2 separate regions of the Homo sapiens genome follow, and region 1 is linked to region 2. A link is a loop called in an ENCODE intact Hi-C map of the cell type or tissue named here. Cell type or tissue: heart left ventricle. All regions are shown on one strand. Region 1 has its middle 4.4 kb from the start of TMEM40. Region 2 has its middle 39 kb from the start of TMEM40.

Region 1 (5,000 bases), 44 kb after region 2:
ATGGAGAGGGGAGAGGAGGAAGCAAGAGAGGCAGGGCCTCAGCAGCCAGGCATCCTGAGAGGGATGGGGAGCCACCTGAGAGGGACATGACCAAACCTGTGTTTAAGATAAGAATTTTGCCTGGGAGCCGTGGCTCACGCCTATAATCCCAGCACTTTGGGAGGCTGAGGCAGGTGAATCACTTGAGTCCAGGAGTTCAAGACCGGCCTGGCCAACATGGTGAAACTCCATCTCTACTGAAAATACAAAAAATTAGCTGGGTGTGGTGGTGCATGCCAGTGGTCCCAGCTACTCGGGAGGCTGAGGTGGGAGGATCACTTGAGCCTGGGAGGTGGAGGTTTCAGTGAGCAGAGATGACACCACTGCACTCCAACCATGGCAACAGAGTGAGATCTCATCTCAAAAAAAAAAGAAAAAGAAAAGAAAAAAGATAAGGATTTGGCTGCTGCATTGTGGACTGGTGGAGAAGCTGTGAGGATCCAGCATCTGGGTGAGCATGAGCCATGCAGGGGAGATGGGGACTAGGGACAGGGTCGTGGGAAGTTTACAGCTCTGCTGTCCGAACAGTAGCCACCAGCCACATGCGGTTATGGAGCCCTTGACACATGGCTGGTCAGGATTGAAATGTGCTGTGAGTGTAAAATAACACTAGATTTAAAGACTTGGTATGAAAAATGTATGTATATATATACAACATATATATGTATAATAGATCATTAATAATTTTTGTATTGATTATCTATTAAAATGATATTTGGATATATTATTATTATTTTGTAGAGACAGGATCTTGTTCTCTTGCCCAGGCTGGAGTACAGTGGTACAATCATAGCTCATGGTAACCTTGAAATGGGCTCGAGTGATCCTCCTACCTCAGCCTCCCCAGTAGCTGGGACTACAGGTGTGCACCACCATGCCCGGTTAACTTTTACTTTTTAAAATTTTGTGTAGAGAAAGGGTCTGCTGTGTTGCCCAGGCTGGTCTTGAACTCCTGGGCTCAAGTGATTCTCCAGCCCTGGGTTCCCAAAGTGCTGGGATTTATAGGCATGAGCCAAAGCACCTGGTCTGGATATATTATTAAAATTAGTGTCACCTGCTTCGTTTTACTATTTTTAACATAGTTACTGAAAATTTTTTTAAATTTTAAGTTTTCAGGAGCTACAGAACTTCTATATTGGATGGTGCTGATTTAGAGGTAGAACTGGCAGAGGCTGGAGTACTGTGAGGGTGAGGGGGACCCCGGGTCTAATTATAAGTCTGTCTTCTCCAATTGCTCCTTTCTAATGAGACCACTGTGGTCCAGAGGCCACAGGGGAGAGCCTACAGAGTGAGTGTTCAGTTCAGCATAAGCACACACGCTCATATCTTCAAAGTAAGATCTATCTAGACATGAAATAGGCTGACTGAATAGACAGTGAGTTCTCTGTCTCTGGAGGTATGTAAGAAGAAAATTAAGGACCACCACTAAGCAGAGGAAAGGAGGTGGAACTAGATATTTTCAAAATATAGTCCCCGGACCAGCTGCTACAGCATCCCCTGGAAACCTTTTAGAAATGCAAATTCTCAGACCCCATCCCGGGCCTGAATCAGAAACTCCAGGAGTGGGACCTAGAATCTGTATTTAAATAAGCCCCACTGGACTGGGTGATGTTTCCTGCCACTTAAAGGTTTAAATGCAGCTGGGCGCGGTGGCTCGCACCTGTAATCCCAGCACTTTGGGAGGCTGAGGTGGATCACGAGGTCAGGAGATGGAGACCATCCTGGCTAACACAGTGAAACCCCCGTCTCTACTAAAAATACAAAAAATTAGCCGGGCGTGGTGGCGGGCTCCCGTAGTCCCAGCTACTCGGGAGGCTGAGGAAGGAGAATGGCGTGAATCCGGGAGGCGGAGCTTGCAGTGAGCCGAGATCGCGCCACTGCACTCCAGCCTGGGCGACAGAGTGAGACTCTGTCTCAAAAAAAAAAAAAAAAAAAAAAAGGTTTAAATGCCTGGCACATAGTAGGTGCTCCAAAAAAACTGTTCATTACCTTCTGTTTGCCTCCTACTCCCAAGTTCAGGTACTTCCCTCCCTGAGCCTTAGTTTCCCTCTTTGCACCTCCTACAGCATCTGGTTGTGTGTGTACCTGGTACAGGATGGATGAACCTCAGGGCGTTTCCTACCTCTTTGCTGTGGGCAGATCTCAGGGGACATGATAGAGCTGCCAGAAGTGTAAGGCAGGCCCCAGCTCAACTCCATCCTGAGGTGACCTCATTGCCCTGTGTGTAGGGGGTGATTCATAGGACAACCTCCTACTGTCCTGTGAGCACAGCTGACAGCCCGGGGGAGCCAGCTCAGCAGCTGAGCATGGCATCCAGCTTCCCTGAATTCCAGAACTGCAAGCGGGGGCCTGCCTGACTCAGCAGGCATGGGTGTTCTGGAGACAAGTTAGACAGCTCAGCCTCAGTCTCCCCATCCATAAAAATGGCGGGACACAGCCCCTATCCATGGTGAGAATATTTATATAAAGTGGTCAAGGCAGCGCCTGGCACACGTCAGCCCCTGCTATACCTTGGTGTTCTTGTGATGAGGCTGTGGGATCCTTCAGGCTGATTGGAACTCCCCAGTGACTTCCTAGGTCTGAGAATGATGCCCTGTAGGTGTATGGAGAAAAGAATGTTTACCTACTATGAGCACCCAGGAGCCTGGTTCTTTACATGAGGTTTATTTTTATTTTTATTTAATTTTTTTGAGACAGAGTCTCACTCTGTCGCCCAGGCTGAAGTACAGTGGCGTGATTTCGGCTCACTGCAGCCTCCATCTCCCGGCTTCAAGTGATTATCCTGCCTCAGCCTCCCAAGTAGCTGGGATTACAGGCACCCACCACACCTGGCTAATTTTTGTATTTTTAGTAGAGACGGGGGTCTCACCATGTTGGCCAGGCTGGTCTTGAACTCCTGACCTCAGATAATCCACCCGCCTCAGCCTCCCAAAGTGTTGGTATTACAGGTGTGAGCTGCCGTGCCCGGCTACATGAATTTTTAGTCACCAGAAAGATGTCTGTGAGGGCAGCACCTGTCTTAGTCATCTTAAAGCATCTATTAAATTAACTCTAAATTGGAGAGTATTGTGTCCATTTCATGGATGAGAAAAATGAGGTTCAGAAAGGTTAAATGATGTGCTCAAGGTCACGTGGCTGGGAAGTGGCTGCGTCAGGATCTTCACTCAGGTCTCCCTGACTGGAAACCTGGGTCTCTTTCTATGCCTTCATGGAGAAACTCCAAGTTAACTCACAGATTTGGAAGCTCCTGCACGTGCCACTTAAATCCATGTTTGAAGTGTTAGCTTCTGGTCCACGTTGGAATCCTTGCAATCTATGGTCTTAGAGAAACAGTGGCCGTAGCTGATGCCATTTGAGATGGAGCTTAAAAGATTCCTAAACTAGATTAAGCCTTACTCATCCTGGGCCTCCAGGCTTCAGTTGTTTCACCTGTAAAATGGGCATAATGAAAGCTTGCCTTGGCTGAAGGCAGAAAGTTGGATCTCGTTACCTGAGGGCTCTCCTAACCCTCAGATGCCTGTGTCCCTGCACCTACTTTAAAAGGCAAGGACTAAAGTTAAATTTAAAGTTAAAATTAACTTAAAGTTAAACCCAGGAGGCAGGTTTACATATTTTAATATTTAAGTTTTGTTTTTTGTTTTTTTTTGAGACAGAGTCTCACTCTATTGCCCAGGGTGGAGTGCAGTGGCGCAATCTCGGCTCACTGCAACCTCCGCCTCCCAGGTTCAAGCAATTCTCCTGCCTCAGCCTCCCGAGTAGCTGGGATTACAGGCACCTGCCACCATGCCTGGCTAATTTTTGTATTTTTAGCAGAGACAAGCCAGTCTGGTCTTGAACTCCCGACCTCAAGTAATCCACCTCCCTTGGCCTCCTAAAGTGCTGGGATTACAGGCATGAGCCACCGCGCCTGGCCTGAAGTTAAATTTTTTTAAAAAATAAAGAGGGAGTAGAGGAAAAGTCAATCCTAGCTCATTCTGATTTGTGCAAAACTAGTGATTTGTACTCAACAATCTTATTGTTTTAAGCAGAAAAATCCTTTTGACAAATAAAATTTAAGAAATCTTATCTGATCAAAGTGGATTTTTTTTTTTCTGGTTGAAGTAGGAGCCATGGGCTGTCGATGGGAACACCAACATCACCTTGGCCTTGCAGGCAGCCCTTGGGGTGCCAACGAAGAGCCCAGGGGTGCCAGAGAACCCAGTTTGACAATCACTGGAGGGCAGCAATACAAACAAACCATCGCTGGAGATCCGTTTGAAGAGAGACAAGAAGGTCCACTAAATGGTTGCTTTGGGTTCTAAAGAAAAATGGCTGTTTGATTACTTTTTTTTTTTTTTTTTTTGAGACGGAGTCTCGCTCTGTTGCCCAGGCTGGAGTGCAGTGGCGTGATCTCGGCTCACTCCAAGCTCCCCACATCCTGGGTTCACGCCATTCTCCTGCCTCAGCCTCCTGAGTAGCTGGGACTACAGGCGCCTGCCACCACGCCCAGCTAATTTTTTGTGTTTTTAGTAGAGACTGGGTTTCACCGTGTTAATCAGAATGGTCTCGATCTCCTGACCTCGTCATCTGCCCGCCTCCCAAAGTGCTGGGATTATAGGCGTGAACCACTGCGCCCAGCCTCTTTCTTTCTGAGACATGGTCTTGCACTGTTGCCCAGGCTGAAGTGCAGTGGGCACCATCTCTGCTCACTGCAACCTCCACCTCCCGCGTTCAAGCGATTCTCCCACCTTAGACTACTGAGTAGCTGGGATTACAGGTGTGCACCACCTGCGCCCGGCTAATTTTTTGGTATTTTTAGTAGAAAGAGGGTTTTGCCATGTTGTTCAGGCTGGTCTTAAGCTCCTGGGCTCAAGCAATCCTCCCACTTCAGTCTCCCAAAGTGCTGGGATTACAGGCATGAGCCACTGTGCCTGGCCAGCTTGTTCCTTGTTATTGCAGAGTAGCGTGGATGTTCAGATTCT
Region 2 (5,000 bases):
CAGGTAATTTTCAAAATTTTTGCAGTCATCATTTTTTTAAAAAGGAGACATTCAGGTTACTTAATAGAGTTGTGCCCTTGATCACCCATTTCCCTTAGTTGTTTCCAATTTTTCACCAACATAAATAATGCTGCCACCAATATTTGCACATACACCTTTTCCTAAATTTCAAATTATGTCCTTAGGATAGATTCCCAGAACCTGGGTTGCTGGATCAAAGGGTAGGAACATTTTTATGGCTTCTGCTGGGTGTTGCCAGACTGCTCTCCCGATGAGTGGCTACTGGTTTATGCTGCCGTTAGCGTCGTACAAGACTGCCAGTTTCCACTAGGCCTTCCTAGTGTGAGGTATTATGATTGAAAATAGTTTTGCTATTTTAATGAGAAAATAAACTACCTCTCCATTGTTTTAACTTTCTTTGGTTATGAGAGACAATTTTTTTTTTTTTTTGAGACAGAGTCTCGCTGTGTCGCCCAGGCTGAAGTGCAGTGGCACGATCTCAGCTCACTGCAACCTACACCTCCCGGGTTCCCTCAGCCCCCCAAGTAGCTGGGACTACAGGTGCCAGCCACCACGCCCGGCTAATTTTTGTATTTTTAGTAGAGATGGGGTTTCACTATGTTGGCCAGGCTGGTCTTTTTTTTTTTTTTTTTTTTTTTTTTTTTTTTGAGACGGAGTCTTGCTCTGTGGCCCAGGCTGGAGTGCAATGGCACGATCTCTGCTCACTGCAAGCTCCGCCTCCCGGGTTCACGCCATTCTCCTGCCTCAGCCTCCCGAGTAGCTGGGACTACAGGCGTGCGCCACCTTGCCCGGCTAATTTTTTGTATTTTTAGTAGAGACGGGGTTTCACCGTATTCGCCAGGATGGTCTTGATCTCCTGACCTCGTGATCCACCCGCCTCGGCCTCCCAAAATGCTGGGATTACAGGCATGAGCCACCGCGCCCGGCCCCAGGCTGGTCTTGAACTCCTGATCTCATGATCTGCCTGCCTCAGCCTCCCAAAGTCCTGGATTACAGGCATGAGAGACAATTAACAGCTTCCCCCACCCCTTAAAAATAAGCTAGTTAAGGCCGGGCGCGGTGGCTCACGCCTGTAATCCCAGCACTTTGGGAGGCCGAGGCGGGTGGATCACGAGGTCAGGAGATCGAGACCATCCTGGGTAACACGGTGAAACCCTGTCTCTACTAAAAATGCAAAAAATTAGCCGGACGCGGTGGCGGGCACCTGTAGTCCCAGCTACTCGGGAGGCTGAGGCAGGAGAATGGCGTGAACCCGGGAGGTGGAGCTTGCAGTGAGCCGAGATAGCGCCACTGCACTCCAGCCTGAGCGACAGAGCGAGACTCCGCCTCAAAAAAAAAAAAAAAAAAAAGCTAGTTAATACTTCTTCTTTAGTAAATTGGATTGGGAGGAAAGCTCTGGCATGCTCACAGTTTAACCTCTCTAAGCCTCAGTTTCTTCATCTCCAAAATGGAGTGGTACCAAAGTGATTGTAAAGTCAAGTGAGATAAAGTCTGGGGTAACTTCTTTTAACAGTGTAGGTATTCATTACCATAATCCCACTCAGCCTCAAATTTACCTAATATTTACCTGTGTATCATAAAACCTTCTGCTTTGTCAATAATCTTTTTTTTTTCCCCTTTTGAAACGGGGTCTCACTTTGTCACCCATGCTGGAGTTCAGCGGCATGATCTTGGCTCACTTCAACCTCCACCTCCCGGGTTCAAGTGATTCTCCTGCCTCAGCCTTCTGAGAGTAGCTGGGATTATAGGCGCGCACCACCACGCCCAGCTAATTTTTGTATTTTTAGTAGAGACGGGGTTTTGCCATGTTGGCCCGGCTGGTCTTGAATTCCTGACCTCAGGTGATCTGCCCTCGGCCTCCCAAAATACTGGGATTACAGATGTGAGCCACCATGACCGGCCAGCAATCTTGAAAACTTCCACCGCATCCCAAATCTTGAAAAACCTCTCTCTCTTTGTGTGCGTATGAGACAGAGAGAGAGGAGTGAGAGACAGAGGAGAGAGAGAGGAGAGAGAGGAGTGAGAGACAGAGGAGAAGGAGAGAGGAGAGAGGAGAGAGAGAGAGACAGAGAGAGACAGAGACAGAGAGAGAGACAGACAGAGAGAGAGAGAGACCTGAGGTCTTAGAAGACCTGAGGTCTTAGAAGGCTGGAGGCAAGGTCCCTCCTTTCCATTCTTTAATTTCCTCCGTTTTTCGAGGGAAACACTACGACTTGTTTGGAGTCTTACGGATAAGAGCCCTCTGTTACTAATGATATTAATAATGGCATCTGTTAATGAGGACGTCGTTATTATCTAACATTGGCAGGAGAAGAAAGCTCCGCGGCACAAGGGAGCAACCTCTCGTGTTCTGCAGACCCGATTTCGCATTTGGGAGAAGAGCTCTACTCCCCACAAAAGTCAGTGACACTCCAGACCCTGCAGAGACGCCTCCAGGGTGCGAAGTGGACTCTGGCCGACCTGTCAGGGGCAGCAGCCAGAATCCATCAGTTAACCACTCTGAAGGAAGTTTCTGCTTCAACGTTTTCCCCGTTGCTAGGAAACACTGCTTTGCCGCTGCTCATTGGTTAGCGCCCCCTCTTGTGTCTATGCCCTGTAATAGCACCCACAGTTGAGCAAACAGTAAAGACTAACACATGATTTAAATCGTCTTTATTGTGAAATATAACATACAGAAAAGTATCTAGGATATACATACAGCTTGGAAAATAGATATTGTGTATCTATTGTGTAACCACCACCTACAAAAACAAAGCATTGCCAGCGCATTAGACACTGGCCCTGCTTCTCTCCCTCCTTCTCCCCAGCAGGTGTTTATCTTTTCACTTTCCTTACAGTTTTATTACCTGTATGTATGTATCCTTTTTTAATATTTTATTTTCTTTGTTTTCTGGCTGCTCCTCCAATTTGCCCTGCTTGTTTCTGCCTCAGGGGCTTCGTACTTGCTATTCCTTCTGCCTGAAACACTTTTCCTCCAGACAGCCGCATAGCTAGTCCTTCACTTCCTTTGCCCAACGTCATCTTTTCAGTGAGCACTTCCCCAGCACTCCCTGTCCCCTGCTTTTTTTTTTTTTTTTTTTTTTTTGACACTGAGTTTCACTCTTGTCACCCAGGCTGGAGTGCTCACTGCAACTTCCACCTCCTGGGTTCAAGCGATTCTCCTGCCTCAGCCTTTCAAGTAGCTGGAATTACAGCCACCCACCACCATGCCCACCTAATTATTGTAGTTTTAGTAGAGACAGGGTTTCACCGTGTTGGCCAGGCTGGTCTCAAACTCCTGACCTCAGGTGATCCACCTTCCTCGGCCTCTCAAAGTGCTGGGATTACAGGCGTGAGCCACTGTGCCCAGCCCCCTCTTCTTACATAGCACTTAGCACCCTCTGACACATTTTTCTTACCTCCATCTTCCTCCACTAGAGTTGAAGCTACAACAGAGTTTCTCAGCTTCAGCACTATTGCCGTCTGAGGCTGGAGAATTCATTGTTATGGAGGCCTAGCCCGTGCACTGCAGGGCATTTGGGAGTATCCCTGGCCTTTACAAACCAGATGCCAGTTGCGCCCTCCTCACCATGGTTGTGACAACTAAAAGTGTCTCCAGGCATTGCCAAATGTTCCCTGGTTGGTGGTGCGGCAGGATGGTGGCCAGGGCAAAAATCACCTCACTGAGAATTGCTAAGACTTTGGGCTGGCTTTGTTTACCCCTTGTCTAAAACACAGTCAGGTAGCCAGTAAGTGTTTACTCATCTCAGTCTCAGCAGAGCCTGGCACACAGAGTGAAGTCTCAATAGAAGTTTGATGAATGAGGCCGGGTGCCATGGTTCATGCCTATAATCCTAGCACTTTGGGAGGCCGAGGTGGGCGGATTGCCTGAGCTCAGGAGTTTGAGACCAGCCTGGGCTACATGGTGAAACACCATCTCTACTAAAATACAAAAAATTAGCCAGGCATGGTGGTGCGTGCCTGTAGTCCAAGCTACTCAAGAGACTGAGGTAGGAGAACCGCTTGAACCCGGGAGGCGGAGGTTTCAGTGAGCCGAGACCATGCCACTGCACTCCAGCCTGGGTGACAGAGCGAGACTCTGTCTCAAAAAAAAAGTTTGATGAATGACTAAATGACTGACTGAATGAATAAGTGACTGATTGAATGAGTGACTAAATGACTCACTGAATGAGTGATACAGTGACCTCAAGGGTTGACAGCTGCCTTTGAATCTTACCAAATTATTTCCTTTAGTTTTTACTCCAACCAAAGAGTGTTGGTGTGGGAAATTCATCAAGAATATAGGCTTGAGGTCAATTGAAAGGAACCTTGCCTATAATCCCAGCACTTTGGGAGGCCGAGGCAGGCGGATCAACTGAGGTCAGGAGTTCGAGACCAGCCTGACCAACATGGTGAAACCCCATCTCTACTTAAAATACAAAAATTAGCTGGGCGTGGTGGTGTGTGCCTGTAATCCTAGCTACTCGGGAGGCTGAGACAGGAGACTTGCTTGAACCCAGGAGGCGAAGGTTGCAGTGAGCCAAGATCACACCACTGCACTTCAGCCTGGACAACAGAACAAGGCTCAGTTTCAAAAAAAAAAGAAAAGAAAAGAAAAAGAAAGAAAGGGATCTTGTCAAGGTTCCCCTGGGACACCTTTCTTAGCCAAATAACTTGAAAAAGTTTTCTACACTCCATGTCTACATGTTTCTACTCCCTCACCAACTAGGCTCGCTCACTTGACTCCACCCTGAACTCTGCCCTTAGCACTCCCCTGAAACTGCTCTGGATCAAGTCACCAGTGGCTTCCTTGTTATGAAACCCATCAGCACTGCAAAGATGGAGTAACAGAGACTGGGTTTGCCTCCCACTGGAAACAACTAAAAATCGGACAACACATGTGAAACAACCATTTTTAGACATTGGACATCAGACAGTGGAAGGCTGTGACCCCCAGAGAGGGGAAGCAAACGATGTGAGTTCCACAGTTGCCCTGGTCT

What was found. Peaks named below come from ENCODE experiments on the same cell type or tissue, not always from the same donor. Only the 100,000 strongest peaks of a DNase experiment are listed, where the experiment ranks them.
Region 1: it touches region 2 in a loop (2.3-fold over the local background); 5 of 110 quality-filtered maps call a loop at or near these places.

What each region holds. Positions count from the first base shown.
Region 1 is chr3:12,761,205-12,766,204 of GRCh38, forward strand. It overlaps a transcript of TMEM40 not described here. Among named protein-coding and RNA genes, the nearest start is that of TMEM40, 4.4 kb to the left of the region's middle. In heart left ventricle, no CTCF peak of the experiment used is centred here; a DNase peak (open chromatin) is centred at 2,335.
Region 2 is chr3:12,717,640-12,722,639 of GRCh38, forward strand. No RefSeq gene overlaps it. Among named protein-coding and RNA genes, the nearest start is that of TMEM40, 39 kb to the right of the region's middle. RefSeq lists an enhancer at 2,387-2,436. In heart left ventricle, CTCF peaks have their summits at 2,614 and 2,818; a DNase peak (open chromatin) is centred at 2,522; H3K4me3 peaks cover 422 bases.